Linked DNA regions of Homo sapiens: region 2 is linked to region 1. The links are chromatin loops, found by intact Hi-C in ENCODE. Cell type or tissue: PC-9. All regions are shown on one strand. Each heading gives the region's core, and the rest is flanking DNA. Links, peaks and the distances in the headings are about the cores only.

What was found. Hi-C counts contacts between places; a loop is a spot of excess contacts. Peaks named below come from ENCODE experiments on the same cell type or tissue, not always from the same donor. Only the 100,000 strongest peaks of a DNase experiment are listed, where the experiment ranks them.
Region 2: a loop joins it to region 1, with 4 times the contacts of the local background. A loop is called at or near these places in 25 of 110 quality-filtered maps.

The regions. Positions count from the first base shown.
Region 1 is chr10:89,274,228-89,283,548 of GRCh38, forward strand. It overlaps a transcript of LIPA not described here. Among named protein-coding and RNA genes, the nearest start is that of IFIT2, 23 kb to the right of the region's middle. In PC-9, for the core only: no CTCF peak of the experiment used is centred there; DNase peaks (open chromatin) are centred at 1,364, 4,114 and 5,454; H3K4me3 peaks cover 512 bases; H3K27ac peaks cover 6,739 bases.
Region 2 is chr10:89,322,665-89,331,985 of GRCh38, forward strand. IFIT3 (interferon induced protein with tetratricopeptide repeats 3) reads left to right here and starts at 5,333. Exons shown (of 2, transcript NM_001549.6): 1 at 5,333-5,414. The coding sequence starts at 5,410. It also overlaps a transcript of LIPA not described here. RefSeq lists enhancers at 5,101-5,340, 7,562-7,621 and a silencer at 5,661-5,710. In PC-9, for the core only: no CTCF peak of the experiment used is centred there; a DNase peak (open chromatin) is centred at 5,637; H3K4me3 peaks cover 1,541 bases; H3K27ac peaks cover 1,912 bases.

The DNA.
Region 1 (9,321 bases), core at 740-8,739:
AATAAAGGTCTAAAGTAGAGCAAAGGATTGCTTTCTATTGTCTCTTTTAAAGAACACAGGAAACTCACCTTTTAATGTCCAAATGATAAAGAAAAACTTATATGTGGGTATCAACATTATCAATCATTTGGAGATGATTAGAGAAAAAACAGATTACCTCAATGGAGAGGAGCAGTGACGGGGTATGTGTACGGTGCCTGAGTCCAGACAGTCTTTTGTGTTGGATACAACTCTGCTCAGTTCTGAAAGGCAGCCCAGAAGTTAAAGAAAGAGACTGTTGGGTTGAACATCTGAGAAACTAGGACACATCATGTCTTTATAGTGATTTGATTAAAATATAAAGGATTTTTTTGGAAAATGCTTTTGACTGATGTCTGTCCCTTAGTATCCTGGGCTCACTGACCCTATAAACAATCCCGTTTATTGCTGCTGAAATCTAGCAGGTTGAGAGGAATTTTCCCTAATCCTTGAACAATGACAAGAGACTAGGGATAAGGATGGCCACCAGAACTCCCAGCAGGTACTGGAATTTCCGTGTCTGATGGGTGGGAGGTGACCTCTGTTGAGACAGACTTTATTGGAGTTTTCTTCCTCCTATAACACACAAAGATGCAGAATGAATTAATTTGTTGATGCTGCTGCATTATTAGAAGAGGCTTCTGGTGCTATGACTTCTGCCATCATTGCAGAAGTCAAGAATGCATTTTATTCTTTAATGTTTTCTTAAAATGAAAAGGCATTCTATCTTAAGAGACACTGCCAAAAGGCTCACATGACAGTGTCTGAGCTAGGTAAAGAAGTAGAGTTGAAACTGTCGGGGCTTTATAATAAATAATGTCTCAACTCAGCTAGGCTGAACTGTGTTTCCCAGAATTTCCTCGTGTTTTCAGTCAGGATGAGTCAGTAGACATTTTTGCATGTGATTTAGAGGGTGGAAAAGAAGCAACTATTTAGCCTTTTTATGCTTGGAACGTTCAAGCAGGTGTGTTTGTGAACCACAGAATACTATGGCCCATCTCCTGGGTTAACTCCTTGGTGTACCAGACCTGCAACTACTCCAACTTCCCCTGAATCCTCCTTCAGCATCTCTGAATCCTGGGCCAGGTGTGTAGTTAGCTCCATGATGAAGGGCTCCTGCTTCTCCTGCAGGAGGGGTTAGAGGCAGTGAGAGCTGACTTGGGTTCTAGTCCGTATTTGTGGAACTGCAGCTCGTGGTTGTGGTTCCAGCCTGTCCTTGTCCTGCCCACTGGACATTCATCCATCTTCCCATTTTTTCCACCTGCCTTATGTACTTGAAGCTTCAGTACCAGACATGAAATCAAGAGCCTTACAGAACCGGCTTGGCCAGCTCCCACAATTGCATAAGATCAAATACCCAAAAGAAACGTGTATATCCCTTCCAGTGGCTCTGCCTCTGTTGCTGGATCCTGACTAATACACAATCAGAGATATCGAGTGAAACTGGGATTAGAAAACTAGTGATCTACTTTCATTTCTGCCAATTCTGGCTCTGTCGTTTTGTGAAAATTATTTTACTTTTTTAAGCCTCAGTTTTTTTAAAGTATATGCCTTTTACCAAATGATCCTCTCAAATTTCATTCCAGCTCTAGGGCTATCAGGTGACTTGATGATTGTATGTCCAGATATACCAGATGCTTCATAAATAACTTTCTAACTGCAGTGTATGGAGATTATGTTATGATTGCATCTATTTTAATACTATCTTTGATGCTGAAGTACATAGCTTGTGTGAGAATAATGCCAGCTCAGTTCACAGTACAACCTTTCTACTCCATAGTATAATTTTGTAGAGGATGCTAAGCTTTAAAAGGTAGAGTTGTAAAAGGTAGGCTCTGGATAGGGCTGGGTCTAGATAGGTAAGGTAAGCAAGGCACTTAATGCACATTAAGAAGACACTCACTCTCACGTCTTGCAAATGTGTGGTCAGCACTTGAACTACCTGCAGAGTAAGTATCTCCTTAAATTTTATGCCCTAGGCCCTCACTCACTTCACCCTCATCCAAGTCCTGATTTCTAGAGCCAGACTGCTAGGTTTGAAGCAAAGATCTTCTACTTGCAAGTGTGATTGTAGTTACAGCCTCTGTTATTTTGTTATACCAGCCTGAGCTAAGACATTTCTCAACTTTTTCCAGAAACTCAATTAGCAGCCAGGCTCTTTAACAGCAGATAGACACAAATTCAAAAGTATCACACCACATTATGTTCCACATACAGTATTGGTTAACTATAATACACCAAGTAATGGCATTGCCCTATCTTGAGATATCTTTATGGATTAGAGGGGAACATTTTAAAATAAGAGCTGTAAAACTGTACTGTTGTAGAGCCTTAGATGATCAAATGACCTTAACCAAGTTTCTGATTAGTTTAACAGTATCGTTGGAAGAGACTTATTTTTCTGTCTACCAAACTGTAAGGCATTTGAGGGTAGGATCCATCTAATAATAATAACATATGCCAGTTATTTAATATTTAGTGGCTGCAAAGTGTTATTCTAAGTGGTTTGCATGTATAAAGTCATTTAATCCTGACAACTCCATTAGATTTTTAATTGAAAATTAGAATATCAATTAATTAATAATTACCATTATTATTCCCATTTGATAGATGAGGAAACTGCAACAGAAATACTAAATAATGGCTAGAGGAGCTAGCGAGTGGCAGGTCTGAGGTCGAACGAAGGCAGCCTAGCCCCCAGAGCCCTGTCTCGACCCTCCATCTCATTCACTGCTGAATCCCTAGTACTCACCCCAGAGCTCATCAGTTGGCTTCACTAAATGTTTATTGAATATATACCTAATGGCTGTTTTTATTAGATGAATGCCAAACCCAGTCACATAAACTTACTGTGTATTAAAAGAAGGAAGTATCCAGGAAATGGGGGTGAAAATGTCATTTAGAAACAGAGGAGGAAAGTGATGGAAGAATAAAGCCTGCATGCAGTAGGAAGGTTCGCTGGGAGTGGAGTGGCTGCAATACGAGAGGAAATAGCGTTACTGCATTTCTGCATTACTGCATTTTTACTTACAAGTGTGCGATCTTATACAAGTTATGTAATCCTTTTGAGTCTGCTTTCTCGTATTTAAAAAGCAGATAATCACAATATATATCATAAAGCTGTTTCAGAGGTTAAACACATATTTTAAGTAAAACACCTAAGAGGGTTACTGGCACATCGGTAGGGATCAATAAATGTTAGCTATCTTTAGTTTTACTTGCATTATACGCAGAACATTAGAGGCATGGAACAGTGTCTGACACATGGTTGAAATTCAATATATATTGACTGAGTGAATTAATGAATGAATAAAGATGGATCCATAAAGATAAATGGATGGCTAGATGGACAAAGTATGTTTTCTGAGTTCAGCTTCCCTAAAAAATACAGAGAATACAGAAAACAACCACTGAAAAATTATTGGCAATTATCTCTATATTGGAGGAAACAATTTAGAACAACCTCTGCTGGTCATGATTGGGTTCAGGGATATGACTGGATTGGAGGCAGTAAGGTGACTTCTTTCATTCATCTTCCAAGAAAACAAAGTACTACTATATTTGAACTTACCTGGTAACTTTTACTCTATGTTGTTGTCGTTGTTTTCAAAAATAAACAAACCCCTCCCCACTCTTTCCTTTCTCTTGTTTTCATTTGTGTTTTTTTAAGTGTTTCGTGCTCACTTACCTAAATTACAAAGGTAACTTGGAAACACAGGGGTCTACATAATACGAGGTATAAGGGATTATGTACTGCCATTGTGAGAACCCCTCATACAATCCTGCCTTTTTTCTTTAGTTTCCCTCTTTTTGATCAGATTATGCTCCTGGTGTAAATCAGGCTCAGGACCAAGAGCCCTGGTGGGACCAGCAAGAGGGACACAGCAGGAAAAAGAAGAACAATTCCTACCAAAGCATGTTACTAAGTTTCTTTCTCTCAGGAAGTAATAACAGGAATGTTTTCATTTTCTCAGTTCTAATGATTTCATACTGAAAGAGAAAAAATAAGTCACAAGACCAGTGATCTCCATGGCTGGATTGGCTCCAAGAGAAAAAATCCATGACAAGAATAGCTGGGAGTTGAGTCACTGTGCCCAGAAGTTCTGCAAACATGATTCAGGAGGTAATTCTCTCTGCTTTAGTGTAGCAGGAAGGTGTGGAGAAGGGTCCACTAACATGTATTAACAGCGTGCAGTTTGCCAGGCACCATCCCTGAGGCTTTTCTTGGTTTAGCTGATTTAATCCTTACAATAAACATCTGTGATAGGAAGCAGAGGGAAAGAGAGGTTAAGCAAGTTCCCCAGGGCCACACAACTAAAATGCTGCTCTATTTTGCTTCAGACCTGGAAGACCTGGCAATGTTATCTTAGTTTGGAATATTAACCAAAAATATAAAATTACAAAGACAGGCTCCAAATAGTTCTTTATGCTTTGGAAAAGTAAGAAGTCTCATAAAATATAATTGAATTGTGAAAAATGTAAAATCTTCAGTCTAGGTTAAAAAAAGTAATTATGGAAGAACACAAAATATATATTACTTACATATGTGTTATAGTAATATTATTTACATATGTTTATATTTTAAAATATGTAATATAAAATTACTTTTATATATAGTATAATTAAAAGAATGTACATGGTCTAAATATATTTTGATAAAAATAATATATAGTCTTCTTTCATATGCACACACACACAGAGACATATATATAATGGAAACATACAGAATGGTAACAGGTTTTTACCAACAATTGCTTGTAGCTAATGTAGAACATACTTGAGAAAATGGCTTCTGTGAAAGACCAGTTAGTACCAAAATAATCTGGCCCAGAAAAATAGCCACCATTCTTGACTACATTAATAGAAATAGAATAACCCCCAAAGGGAGATGAGAAGCATTCTAAAGTGCACTGATCATGAGTTTCTATGTGATGATTTGTGTCCATTTGGAGCTCCAGTGCTTTAAAGCTGAAATGAACCCTGGCCTTTCACCACCCTCCCTGCCCATAGTATGGTATATCCTCTTATTCCTTCCCTCTTAGCTTACTGAGAGTGTAATTTCCAACCAGTTAAGCCAAAGAGGACTATTTTCTAGAAAAGGAGAGAGAGAATGAATTAGCAGATAAATGAAGAGTGTGAGGGAGGCCTTTGGTGGTCCTAGGGTTGGAAGAGAGTTTTGGAGAAGCATTCAGGGATTTGCTTTCTACCAGGTGGCAGAATATAGGGAAAGATGGGAGTGTAAGGGGTTTGCATTTATGGAAGGATTCCAGATTTCTAAATGTATTGGCAGGAGCCAAGTTCCTGTCATGACCCTTGATTGGAGACCAGGGCTTCGAGCCAAACCACAAGGGATGATAGAGAACAATTGATAGAAAAATTCATTCATTTCCTGAGAAAGTAATAGGAAAATATAAACCCACAAACAAAAAGTGACCTTCCCATGCTCCCAGAGGGGTAACAGAATTGACAGTGGAAGGAGGGATTTTCCAGCCTAAACCTGGCCTATACACACTGTACTTAAGTAAGGAAGTGGGAAATGGTAGCCAAGTGTGAATTAAATAGCAACTCAACACCATTTTGGACAAAAAATGGGGCCAGGATTTAAGACATGGTGTGAAGCATCTGGTCAATTTCTTTGACCTGGAAATTCTAATTTCCGGAATGCATCGTATTGAAAAACCCACACAATTGTACAAAGACGGACATACAGTGATATTCACTTCAACATTGTTTGTAATAGTGATAATCTGAAAATGACTTAAATGTCCAGCAAAAATACATTAATTAAACATTAAAATATGCCTATTAAATGTTGTCCTTGAAAAAAAATAGCAAGATTATAAGTACTGACATGGAGAGATACCCAAGATTTATCATTGAATTGAAAACCACAGCTACAAAACAACATGGATGGGGAGTGATTAAAGCACATTATGATCCAAGTTTAACTTCAGACTTTTATTTTGTTTATACTGATGAATTTATAATATATAGATTTTTATTTTTATAATTAGAAAACATATGCAAAAAATTTAAGGGTATCAATGTGTAGCAAAGAAAAAAACAAAAGGAAGAATCTCCCTCCATAGTCAGGTAAAAAGTGAACGTGCTCTCAGGCAAACAGGAAAGGTTCCTTGAGACACTAGAAGGCAGGGGAGGGGTCTCCTGGGTACATTCTCCCTTCGCCTCCCACTGCCTCGCCTGGCGTTAAACACAGCTGGATTACATTTCTGCTTTCAGAAGTTTGCACTCAGAGTGACGGTCTCTCCTAGGAGGGGACCCTCAATTCTAATTTTGTGATCTGCCATCTCCAAACACTGTCCCCATTTTAAGTTGGTCCCAGCTTCACCCATTCATCTCCAGTCAGAGTTTCTCATGTTGGTTCTGCTGATTTCTGCTACTTTTGACCGTAGCCCATATTTATGTGTCGGTTGGAAGTCTGAAGTTTTCTTCACCATCTGGTTTCACTAAAGATAGAATGTGTGAGGATGTTTTATCTGATGCCTTCTTCCTCGTTATTATTCCAAAGTAGAAATTTCTGACTAAGCTGCTCCAGTGTTTTTTAATGGTATCATTTCTGAAGTTGGTTTCAATGGCCAATTTTGGAATTCATGGCTGAATATTAATTCTGTTTACCTCTTTGCATTCCAGCTATTATAATCCCAATTTACCCTAAAGAAACTCTTGCCTCAGATATTATAGGTGAAAAGTCTTAAACAAAGAAGTACAAGAAGAAAAAGCACGTTAATATATTTCCAACTATGGTCATGCCACAGAGGAAATAATAAATAACTTTGGTTTTAAAAACAGTGGCTATTTATGATTTTAAAAAGAAGGCAAATATTTGTCTGTTAAGTATTTGCAACTCTTGAGAAGGATTCCCTCCTTGACCAAACTTTAGGCAGGTTCCTTTTTAGTCAGAGCCCTCTTCTTGACTAGGCCTCAACATGGCTCTCATCCTTCTCCTTCAGAGACCAGTTTTAGCAAAGAATCCTGCTGAGCCACTTTATCAAGAATGCCCCCCCACCCTGATATACAATTAAGTACTTCTTTCCCAGGCCTTGATATCTAAGCAAGTTCTTTTTAGTAATTTTCCATCCACTCCTTCATCCGGCCTGTTGACTACAAATCCACACTTGTTGTATTCAGTGTTGAGTTTAGTCTTTCTCCCATATTGCAATAGTCTGTCTCTCTCATTGTAATAGTCTTGAAAAAAAATAAAAGTCTCTCTTGACATTTTAACAGGTGCCCACTGCAAAATTTATCTTTAACTCCACAAGGTTGCTATCAATACTCAACACTTTACAGATGTGGAAACTAAGGCTCCAATAGATCAAGTAATTATCCAAGGTCAAACCACTGGTAAGTGGTAGGAACAGATGTGAACTCAAGCACTGATATTCCAGAAACCAAACAAACACTTCGCTACTGCACTTTTTGTCTGACTTTCTCAGCTCAATAGTTTGTGAAAACATCTCAGTTTGGAACCAGTTTAGGTCATAAATGCCAGTTTTAGGGAAAGTATTAGGCAGGATGTATGATGATGGTATTTGGCAATAAGCCACACTATTGGGGTATGAAATCCAGTCCTCTGGCATGAACATCATAGGGCCAGCTACTGAGAACTATACATACTATCCCTACTTAGTGTTCCTGGCTGAGATATTCAACCCTGGCTCTTGGTTCTCCATCAGAATAAACAGTTATGGTACTATTAGAGTTTTCCCTTTAGTGTTCCATGTGCATTCACATGCAGGGTCTACACTGTTGCTGTTGATGAGGCAAGAGTTAATCAACTTTACTCTTCTCATTCCACAGAGATGGAAACCAAGGCACAGAACTACTGTGACTTTCCCAGAACCTCAGACCTAGACTGGTTTGCACCTTGAACTTGATTCCAGGATATGGATTCATGAAATGTTAGTCATCATATTTCATACTGAGAAAGGTCCTGGAAGGATCATCCAGACCAACGATTTTTATTTCTCTGAGCATAAAACTGAGACCTGTTTTATGATTTATCTAATATCACAAACAGTTGGTGACAGAAGTAGGAAATACAGCTGAGGCCAAAACTCATTCTGAACAGCAAATGAAAACAGATACTTTTGGCCGGGCATGGTGGCTCATGCGTGTAATCTCAGCACTTTGGGAGGCTGAGGCAGGCAGATTACCTGAGATTGAGAGTTTGAGACCAGCCTGACCAACATGGAGAAACCCCGTCTCTGCTAAAAATACAAAAAAATTAGCCGGGCATGGTGGTGCATGCCTATAATCCCAGCTACTCAGGAGGCTGAGGCAGGAGAATCGCTTGAACCCAGGAGGCAGAGGTTGCGGTGAGCCGAGATCGTGCCATTGCACTCCAGCCTGGGTAACAAGAGCGAAACTCCGTCTCAAAAAAATAAAAAAAAAAGAAAGAAAGAAAACAGATACTTTCATCGAATCCATTATGTGCCAGGCACTATTCTAAGAGCTTCACAACAAGCCTATGAAATAGGTGCTACCACTCTTTACAGATGAAGAACGGATGCAAGTTCACACAAGCAGTGCATTTCAGAGTTGAAATCAGAAACTATATAGTTTAGATCCAGAGACTTGCTGCACTTAAGGAACACACTGAACAAGGGAAGTTCTAGAATTGGGCAGACCTGGACTTCTGTCCTTGGGCATATCACTTAAGTTCTCTGAATCTTCTCTTACTCATCTGTTAAATGGCCATATTTCACATGAGTGTAAAATGGAGTAAATTAGGTAAGTCCTATAAAGCCCTGAGCAAAAATTCTCAATCAATATTAGTGTTGAATTAAGTTTCACTTAAAGCTGCCTCCTTGCATATTTTAAGTTCACCCTGACAGTTTTTCTGTACATAGTAAACTATAACCTAACTGGATGTGTAAACAGACTGTAACCTACTCCTGTGCCACTCACAGTTTTGGCCAATCAAAGGTGGCCAACCATTCAAACCATGTTAAAATAAGGCAAATGCTGGGCTGTAACCAACACTTCCATTTCTGTACCTCACTTCTGTTTTTTATAGGTCATTTTCCTTTTTCTGTCCATAAATCTTCTACCAGGCAGCTGCACCGGAGTCTCTCTGAGGCCACTCTGGCTCGGAAGTCTGCCTGATTGGTGAATAATTCTTTGCTCAATTAAACTCTACTAAATTTAATTTGTCTAAGGTTTTTCTTTTAACATTAGCTACTGATGTCACTATTAATATTAGCTAGTGATGACAACAGTTCTCCGGAATCCACCCTAGTCCTGTGGTCATTTTTAGATTTCTGGTTCTCTGACCACTACATT
Region 2 (9,321 bases), core at 851-8,850, 49 kb after region 1:
GCCCCCAAGAAGACCAGCACTGGTGCCATAGCCCAATAAAGGCTGCAGTCCCAGTGCCTAGGAGCAGTAAGATTGCCCCATCTCAAACCCTTTCTGGATGGGGCTTGGTGCCAGCTTCCAGCCTACTGGTCCTACTTCTCTGTCTGAACTCAGCCAGTGACCATAGCCTCCTGTTCTCCCAGGAAGCACCTGGAGGGCAAGACAGGTGACTACATCTACCCCTGCCACTGGTTGCCAGGCAGGCAACACTTGCTAGAGCTTCCATCCCAGTGGTTCCACTTCTGTCTGAATTCAGCCAGAGAGCACAGCCTCCTGTTGTCCTGGGAAACATTCAGGCAAGGTAGGCAACCCCACCTACCCTGGCCTCTTGTAGCCAGGCAAGCCATGCCTGCTAGAGCTTCCAATTTATGTCCCACAGCCAAATTCTCATTTCCCATTCCTTTATAAAATTCTTGTTTCTGTTGGTTCAACATACACAAATCAATAAATGTGATTCACCACATAAGCAGAACTTAAAACTGAAACCACGTGATCATCTCAATAGATACAGAAAAGGCTTTTGATAAAATTCAACATCCATTAATGTTAAAAATCCTCAACAAACTAGATATTGAAGGAACATACCTCCAGATAATAAGAGCCATCTATGATAAACCCAAGGTCAACATCATACTGAATGGGCGAAAGCTGAAAGATTTCCCCTTGAGAACTGGAAAAATACAGGGATGCCCACTCTTAGCACTCCTATTCAACAGAGTACTGCTAGCATGAGCAAGCAGGCAAGAGAATGAAATAAAAGGCACCTAGATAGGAAGAGAGGAAGTCAAACTATCTATCTTTGCAGACAATTTGATTGCATACCTAGAAAACCCCCACGTCTCTACCCAAAAGCTCGTAGGTCTAATAAACAGCTTCAGCAAAGTTCCAGGATACAAAATCAACATACAAAAATGAGTAGCATTCCTATACACTAACAAAATCCAAGCCGAGAGCCAAATCAGGAAGACAATCCCATTCACAATAGCCACAAAAAGAATAAAATACCTAGAAATACAGCTAACGCAGGAGGTGAAAGATCTCTACAATGAGAATTACAAAACATTGTTCAAAGAAATCAGAGATGACACAAACAAATGGAAATGCTCATGGATAGGAAGAATCGATATTGCTAAAATGGCCATACTACCCAAAGCAATTTACAAATTCAATGCTATTCCTAACAAGCTACCAATGACAGTCTTCATAGAATTAGAAAAACCTATTTTAAAATTCCTATAGAACAAAAAGTGCTCAAATACCCAAAGCAATCCTAAGCAAAAAGAACAAAGCTGGAGGCATCATGTTACCTGACTTTGAACTATACTATAAGGCTACAGTAACCAAAATAGCATGGTACTGGTACAAAAACAGACACATAGACCAATAGAACAGAATAGAGAGCCCATGTTACCTGACTTTGAACTATACTACAAGGCTATAGTAACCAAAATGCATGGTACTGGTACAAAAACAGACACATAGACCAATGGAACAGAATAGAGAGCCCAAACTTAAGGGCACACACCTACAGCCATCTGATCTTCAACAAAGCTGACAAGAACAAGCAATGGGGAAATGATTCCCTGTTCAATAAAGGGTGCTGGGATAACTGGCTAGCCATATATAGAAGACTGAAATTGGACCCCTTCCTTACATCATATATGGAAATCAACTCAAGATGGATGAAATGTAAAACCTAAAAATATTAAAACCCTGGAAGATAACCTAGGAAATACGATTCTCAACATAGAAACCAGCAAAGATTTCATGATGAAGACACCAAAAGCAACTACGACAAAACCAAAAATTGACAAACGGGACCTAATTAAACTAAAGAGCTTCTGATAGCAAAAGAAACTATCAACAGAGTAAACAAGCAACTGACAGATGGGAGAAAATATCTGCAAACTATGCATAACCAAAGGTCTAATATTGAGAATCTATAAGAAACTTAAGCAAATTAACAAGCAAAAAAGCAAACAGCTCCATTAAAAAGTGGGCAAAGGACATGAACAGACACTTTTTAAAAGAAGACATGCATGCGGCCAATAAGAATATGAAAAAATATGTGGTGTTTGGTTTTCTGTCCTTTGTGATATTTTGCTGAAAATGATGGTTTCCAGCTTCATCCATGTCCCTGCAAAGGACACAACTCATCCTTTTTTATGGATGCATTGTATTCCATGGTGCATATGTGCCACATTTTCTTTACCCAGTCTATTGGGTTGGTTCCAAGTCTTTGCTATTGCAAATAGTGCCGCAATAAACATATGAACCAACATGGCACATGTATACCTATGTAACAAACCTGCACATTGTGCACATGTACCCAAGAAATTAAAGTATAATAATAAAAAAAGAAAATAAATTTCTTCCTTCAGATACCCTAAAAAAAAGAATATGAAAAAATACTCAATATCATTAATCATTAGAAAAATGCAAATCAAAACCACAATGAGATATCATGTCATACCAGTCAGAATGACTATTATTAAAAAGTCAACAAAAATAACAGATGCTGGTGAGGTTACAGAGAAAAGGGAACACTTACAAACTGCTGGTGAGAATGTAAATTAGTTCAGTCACTATGGAAAGCAATGTGGTAATTTCTCAAAGAACTTAAAATAGAAGTACCATTCAACCCAGCAATCCTATTATTGGGTACATACCCAAAGGAATATAAATCATTCTGCCATAAAGACACATGTTCAAGTATGTTCATCATAGCACTATTCACAATAGCAAAGACATGGACTCAACCTAAATGCCCATCAACAGAAGACAGGATAAGGGAAATGTGGTACATATACACCATGGACTACTATGCAGCCACAAAAAAAAGAATATCATGTCCTTTGCAGTAATGTGAATGGAACTGGAGGCCATTATCCTAAGTAAACTAATGCAGGAAGAGAAAACCAAATACTGCATGTTCTCACTTATAAGTGGGAACTGAACATTATGGACACAAAGAGGGGAACAACAGACACTGGGGCCTACTTGAGGGTAAAGAATGGGTGAAGAGAGAGGACTGAAAAACTACCTATCATGTACTATGCTTATGAGTGGGGTGACTAAATAATCTGTACACTAAAGCCTCATGACATGCAATTTACCTAAATAACAAACCTGTACGTGTATACCTGCACATAAAATATAAGTTAAAAAAAAACCTACAATGAGATATGATCTTACCCTGGTTAAAATTGCTTTTATCCAAAAGACAGGCAATAACAAATGCTGGCAAGGATGTGGAAAAAAGGAAACTCTTGTACACTGTTGGTGGGAATGTAAACTATTATAACTACTATGGATAACAGTTCGGAGGTTCCTCAAAAGACTAAAAATAGAACTACCATATGATCCAGTAATCCCACTGCCAGGAATACATCAAAAAGAAAGGAAATCAGTACATCAAAGAGATATCTGCACTCCCATGTTTATTGCAGCACTATTCACAATAGCCAAGATTTGGAAGCAACCTAAGTGTCCATCAGCAGAAGAATGGATACAGAAAATGTGGTACATTTACACAACGGAGTGCTCTTTAGCCATAAAAAGAATGAGATCCTGTCATTTGCAACAACATGGATAGAAGTGGAGGTCATTATAAGTGAATTAAGCCAGGCACAGAAAGACAAATTTTACATATTCTCACTTGTTTGTGGAAGCTAAAAATATTAAGACAATTGAACTTATGGAGATAGAGATTAGAATGATGATTACTAGAGGCTGGGAAGAGTAGTAGCGGGGGAAGTGGGGATGGTTAATGGGTACAAAAATATACTTAGATAGAATTAATAAGATCTAGTGTTTGTTAGAACAAGAGGATGACTATAGTCAACAATAGTTTATTGCACATTTCAAAATAACTAAAAGAGTATAATTGGATTGTTTGTAATACAAAGAATAAATGCTTGAAGTCATTTACCCTGATGTGATTATTACTCATTGTATGCTCGCATCAAATATCTCATGTACCCCATAAATATATATATCTACTATGTGTCCACAAAAAATTTTTAAAAATAATAAGAATTGGCTTAAAAAATGCTGTTTCCTGGGCCCCACCCTAGACTGATGGTCAGATACCTAATGTTGACAAAAAAAGTCAAACTCTGTAAAACATTTGAAGAGATTTATTCTAAGCCAAATATGAATGACCTATGGCCTGTGACACAGCCCTCAGGAGATCCTGAGAACATGTGCCAGGCCACAACTTGGTTTTATACATTTTAGGGAGACATAAGGCATCAATCAATACATGTAAGGTGTACATTGGCTAGGTCCAGAAAGGTGGGACAATTGGAAACAGGGAAGCGGGGCAGCTTCCAAGTCATAGGCAGATTCAAAGATTTTCTGATTGACAATTTGTTGAAAGAGTTATTATCAATAGAAAGGAATGTTTGGAGACATCCAATAGAAATTCAATAGACAATCATTAGAAAGGAATGTCTGGGTCGTGGAGACCAAGGTTTTATTATGCAGATGAAGCCTCCAAGTAGCAGGCTTCAGAGAGAATAGGTTGTAAATGTTTCTTAATACACTTAAAAAGAGCATGTTCTGGCTGGGTGCAGTGGCTCATGCCTGTAATCCCAGCACTTTGGGAGGCCAAGGTGGTTGGATCACCTGCTATCAGGAGTTCAAGACCAGCCTGACCAACATGGCGAAACCTCGTCTCTACTAAAAATACAAATATTAGCCGGGCATGGTGGTGGGTGCCTGTAATCCCAGCTACTCGGGAGGCTGAGGCAAGAGAATCACTTGAACCCAGGAGGCAGAGGTTGCAGTGAGACGCAATCATGCCACTGCATTCCAGCCTGGGCAACAGAGTAAGACTCTGTCTCAAAAAAAAACAAAAACAAAAACAAAAAAAGAGTGTGTTCTATTAGTAATTCCAAAAGGAAAAAGGATGTAATGAGGCATATCCAGCTTCCCCTTCACATCAGTTTTCAGGTTAACTTTGGAATGCCCTTGGCCAAAAGCAGGGGTCCAGTCACATGGTTGGTGAGTATGGCCTTAGAATTTAATTTTTTGGTTTACATTAGGAATGCTTCCACATTCTCTCAAACAAATTTTAGTCACAGTTTTGAATAACGTACTCTGGCTCAGCCATTGCAGGTCTCAAGCCGTTAGGTTTCATTTTCCTCCTCCCAACGATTTTAAATTAGTTTCACTTTCCAGTTTCCTCTTCCTTCCCCTAAAAGCAATTACTCAAAAACGGAGAAAACATCAGCTGATGCGTGCCCTACTCTCCCACCCCTTTATATAGTTCCTTCAGTATTTACTTGAGGCAGACAGGAAGACTTCTGAAGAACAAATCAGCCTGGTCACCAGCTTTTCGGAACAGCAGAGACACAGAGGGCAGTCATGAGGTCAGTGAAATAAGAATGCATAATCATGCTTGTTTTTGAGTGCAAATTGTAAGTTGAGTTTCTTACTGTGCAGGCACATTCCTGAATTGTCCTGATGTTTATAGATTCAATATGTCTTTATCAGTCTGAGCATTTGTAAGATGTTTGAGGGGTTTTTCCCTGTGGCTTTTTTTGGTGTACACACAGGCTTCTTAAGTTTCTGGAATGGTTCCCTACGGAACTACATGGGGGGAGGCAGGGTGGGGAATGCATCAGCTCATGTTTCCTCCCTGTGTGCAGCTATTTCCTGCAATGAGAGGAAGGCTTGGCAGGAGCGGTGTATTTCACTCAGCCACAAACTTGGCTGATTCAAGGGTAGACCTAAGGGAATTACTCTTTTGGGTTTTTCTGTTATTGTCATTTTGTTTGAAAAGATTAAGTCACAGGCTTTTTTTCTTGTAATTTTAAAAGGAGGAATTTATTTTCAACAGATATTGTGAAAGATACAATCAGTACTGCAAACCCACTCATGAAGAAGGCAATTTTGCCCTGAAACGTTGCATTACTTTAAGGTGGGAAGTGGAAGAAACAATTCTTACAAATGGGCATTTTTGTCATTTCTTATATAAAAACAAACCCAAAGCTTAGCATTTATTTTTATTGATGTAGTGAATGCTGGTCAGCAGCAAAAAAAGAATTTCTCCTCAAAAGTGTAATGACCTAATCTATTATCTAAAACTAGTCTAATCTCTAATGGTGGGAAGCAGATCAGTGGTTGCCTGGAGATGGTGGGGATTGAGTAGGAAGGCTCCCAAAAGAATCTTTTTAGAATCATAGGAATAGTCTATAGGGAGGTAGTGATGGTGGCTACATATGCATAAACATTTACCAAAACTCATCAGACTATACACTGAAAATGGGTGCATCTTATTGTATATAAAGCATAATCTCAGTAAACTTGATTTTTAAATTTATATATTGACCTCCTGGAGTTCTTCAGGGGATAGCATGTTAGGGAGAACTAAGAGAAAAGGATGCCTTTCCCACCAAGCATCTCTAGGAAAGGAGTGAGGAGGTGATTGCCAGGGAGGGAAGACCCCATCGACCATTCAGGGGGGCAGAAAAGGAAAACTGGATTCCCTACCTTACTCTGCCCCAAGGACTTGAAGATGCTCTGCAATGTCATGTTTGGGGATGAGATGGGTAAGAGGAATTCACTGCCAAATACCTCAGTATATAGAATACCCTTTTATATAGAATAAGTTCCTGGTCAAGAGTGATGTTAATTGTGTCTGTGTGAGTGGGATTGACCAGAGAGCAAGGCGTCTTAGTAGCCAGCTTGCAGGAAAGGTTTTACAGGGTCCTGTCTTTAGGTGTGTCTATAGCCACTGACCTGAGGAGGTCTGAGGGGGGCTCTCTGAACTATGCTGGACTCAGGTTCACATCAAGGTGCTCCTATTTCCAGAGGCTATAGGAACAGGAAGAGATTGGGCTGCTCCTCCCCAGTTGTGCTAAAAATTTCCAAATGGGAAAATCACCTGGAGAACTCACTGGCACGTGCCAGCTGATGGGCATCCTCCTCTGCCCCATCCACTGAGGAACTCTGTTGCTCCCTTTACACACTCACAAATTCACTTAAAATTATAACACAAATATATTAGTACCAGCAATCATGGTGGTAACATTTCTTTGTGATCTGTAGTTAGTGGTTTCATGCAAGTCCGTGTGAAGAGACCACCAAACAGGCTTTGTGTGAGCAACAAGGCTGTTTATTTCACCTGGGTGCAGGTGGGCTGAGTCCGAAAAGAAAGTCAGGGAAGGGAGATAGGGGTGGGGCCATTTTATAAGATTTGGGTAGGTAAAGGAAAATTACTGTCAAAGGGGGGTTGTTCTCTGGTGGGCAGGTGTGGGGGTCACAAGGTGCTCAGTAGGGGAGCTTTTGAGCCAGGATGAGCCAGGAGAAGGAATTTCACAAGATAATGTCATCGGTTAAGGCAGGAACAGGCCATTTTCACTTCTTTTGTGGTGGAATGTCATCAGTTAAGGCAGGAACTGGCCATCTGGATGTGTACATGCAGGTCACAGGATATGATGGCTTAGCTTGGGCTCAGAGGCCTGACAAGTGGGCACTGTGTTAAACACGTTTTACGCATGACCTCATATCACCCTTCCAACAGCCCTAGGAAGTAAGAGCTATTATTTCTATTATTAGCCTCATTTTCTAGATGACCAAAATGGGGCTTAGAAGGGCAAATTACTTGCCCAAGACATCAGATAGAGAGCAGGTGTCAGAGCAGAGTCATTAATGGAGGCACCAAACTCTACTGCTGATCATCTGACTCTATGCCCAATGGCCAAAAGGTGAAAGATCTTAATGCTTTCAACTATGCTCACTTTAGAGAGGGGGCCAGGGATGGGCTTCCTATCTGGAGAGTAAGGGCCAGCCTTTGATGGTTACCCATGCCTTAGAGTGGCCAAAGCCACAAGAACTGAACCCAGATCTTGGAGAAGGGTGAAAGTGGTTCTCCCCAGGGCATAATTTTCTATCATTTGGATGAAGGGAAAAGGAAATTCATCCTAGGGCATTTTAAGGATAAGGGAATGAGGCTCAGTGATATGACTCAAGAAATATCCCAGAACTAAGCAAAGAGGTCACTGAAATCCAGGTGTCCTGTGGTTTTCTTCCCTTCACTCAAGATGCCTGATAATGCTGCTTAATTCACCACATTAGCTCCATAAATAAAGGGGAAAACTGCTTTTTAAAATACCTCTATGACAGCACTTCTCAAAATGTGGTACAGGAACTCCTGCACTGAATTTCCAAGGCACTTGTGAAAACACAGGTTTCTAAGCTCACATCAGATTCACTGCACCAGAATCTCTGGGAGTAGGACTGCATAGTCAGTACTGTCAATATACAATAATCAGAAGGCTCAGGATCCAGTTAAAAGAGTTTATTCAACAAAAAGTTGAGGGCAGCAGTCCCAGGAGTAGAGCTGCACCCAAGAATGGTGAACAGTACTTCCAGTGTAGAGAAAAATGAGGACTGTTTACATAGGCAAAGACAGAGGTGTTCAACAGAATGACAACTTCTCTTGTTGTTGTTGTTTTTGTTGTTGCTGTTGTTGTTTTTGAGACAGAGTCTCACTCTGTCACCCAGGCTGGAGTGCAGTGGCCCGATCATGGCTCACTGCAGCCTCAGACTCCTGGGCTCAAGGGATTCTCCCACCCAGCCTCCCAAGTAGCTGGGACTATAGGAGCACGCCACTATGCCTGGTTAATTTTTTTGTATTTTAGTAGCAATGGGGTTTTGCCATGTTGGTCAGGTTGGTCTTGAACTCCTGACCTTAAGTGATGCACCCACCTTGGCCTCCCAAAGTGCTGAGATTACAGGCGTGAGCCTCCGTGCCTGGCCAACATTTTCCATACAGAGGCTAACATACAGATATACAATTTGATTGGCTACTATTGATTACAGTCCAAGGGAATTGCTTAATATTCTTTTGTAAAGAGGTAACATGGCTGGCCGCAGTGGCTCACACCCATAAGCCCAACACTTTGGGAGGCCGAGGAGGGCAGATGCTTGAGCTCAGGAGTTGGAGACCAGCCTGGGCAACATAGTGAGACCCCGTCTGTACTAAAAATACAAAAATCAGCCAGGCGTGGTGGCACGTGCCTATAGTCTCATTGACTGGAGAGGCTGAGATGGGAGGATCGCTTGAGCCTGGGAGGCAGAGGTTGCAGTAAGCTGAGATCGTGCTACTGCACTCCAGCCTGGATGACAGAGTGAGATCCTGTCTCAAAAAAAAAAAAAAAAAAAAAAAGTAACAATCAAAAGGGTCTCTATTTCCATAACATGAGGTCTACGTTTTAATAAAGACTAGGTTGTCTGAGGCCGGGCACGGTGGTGCAAGGCTATAATCCCAGC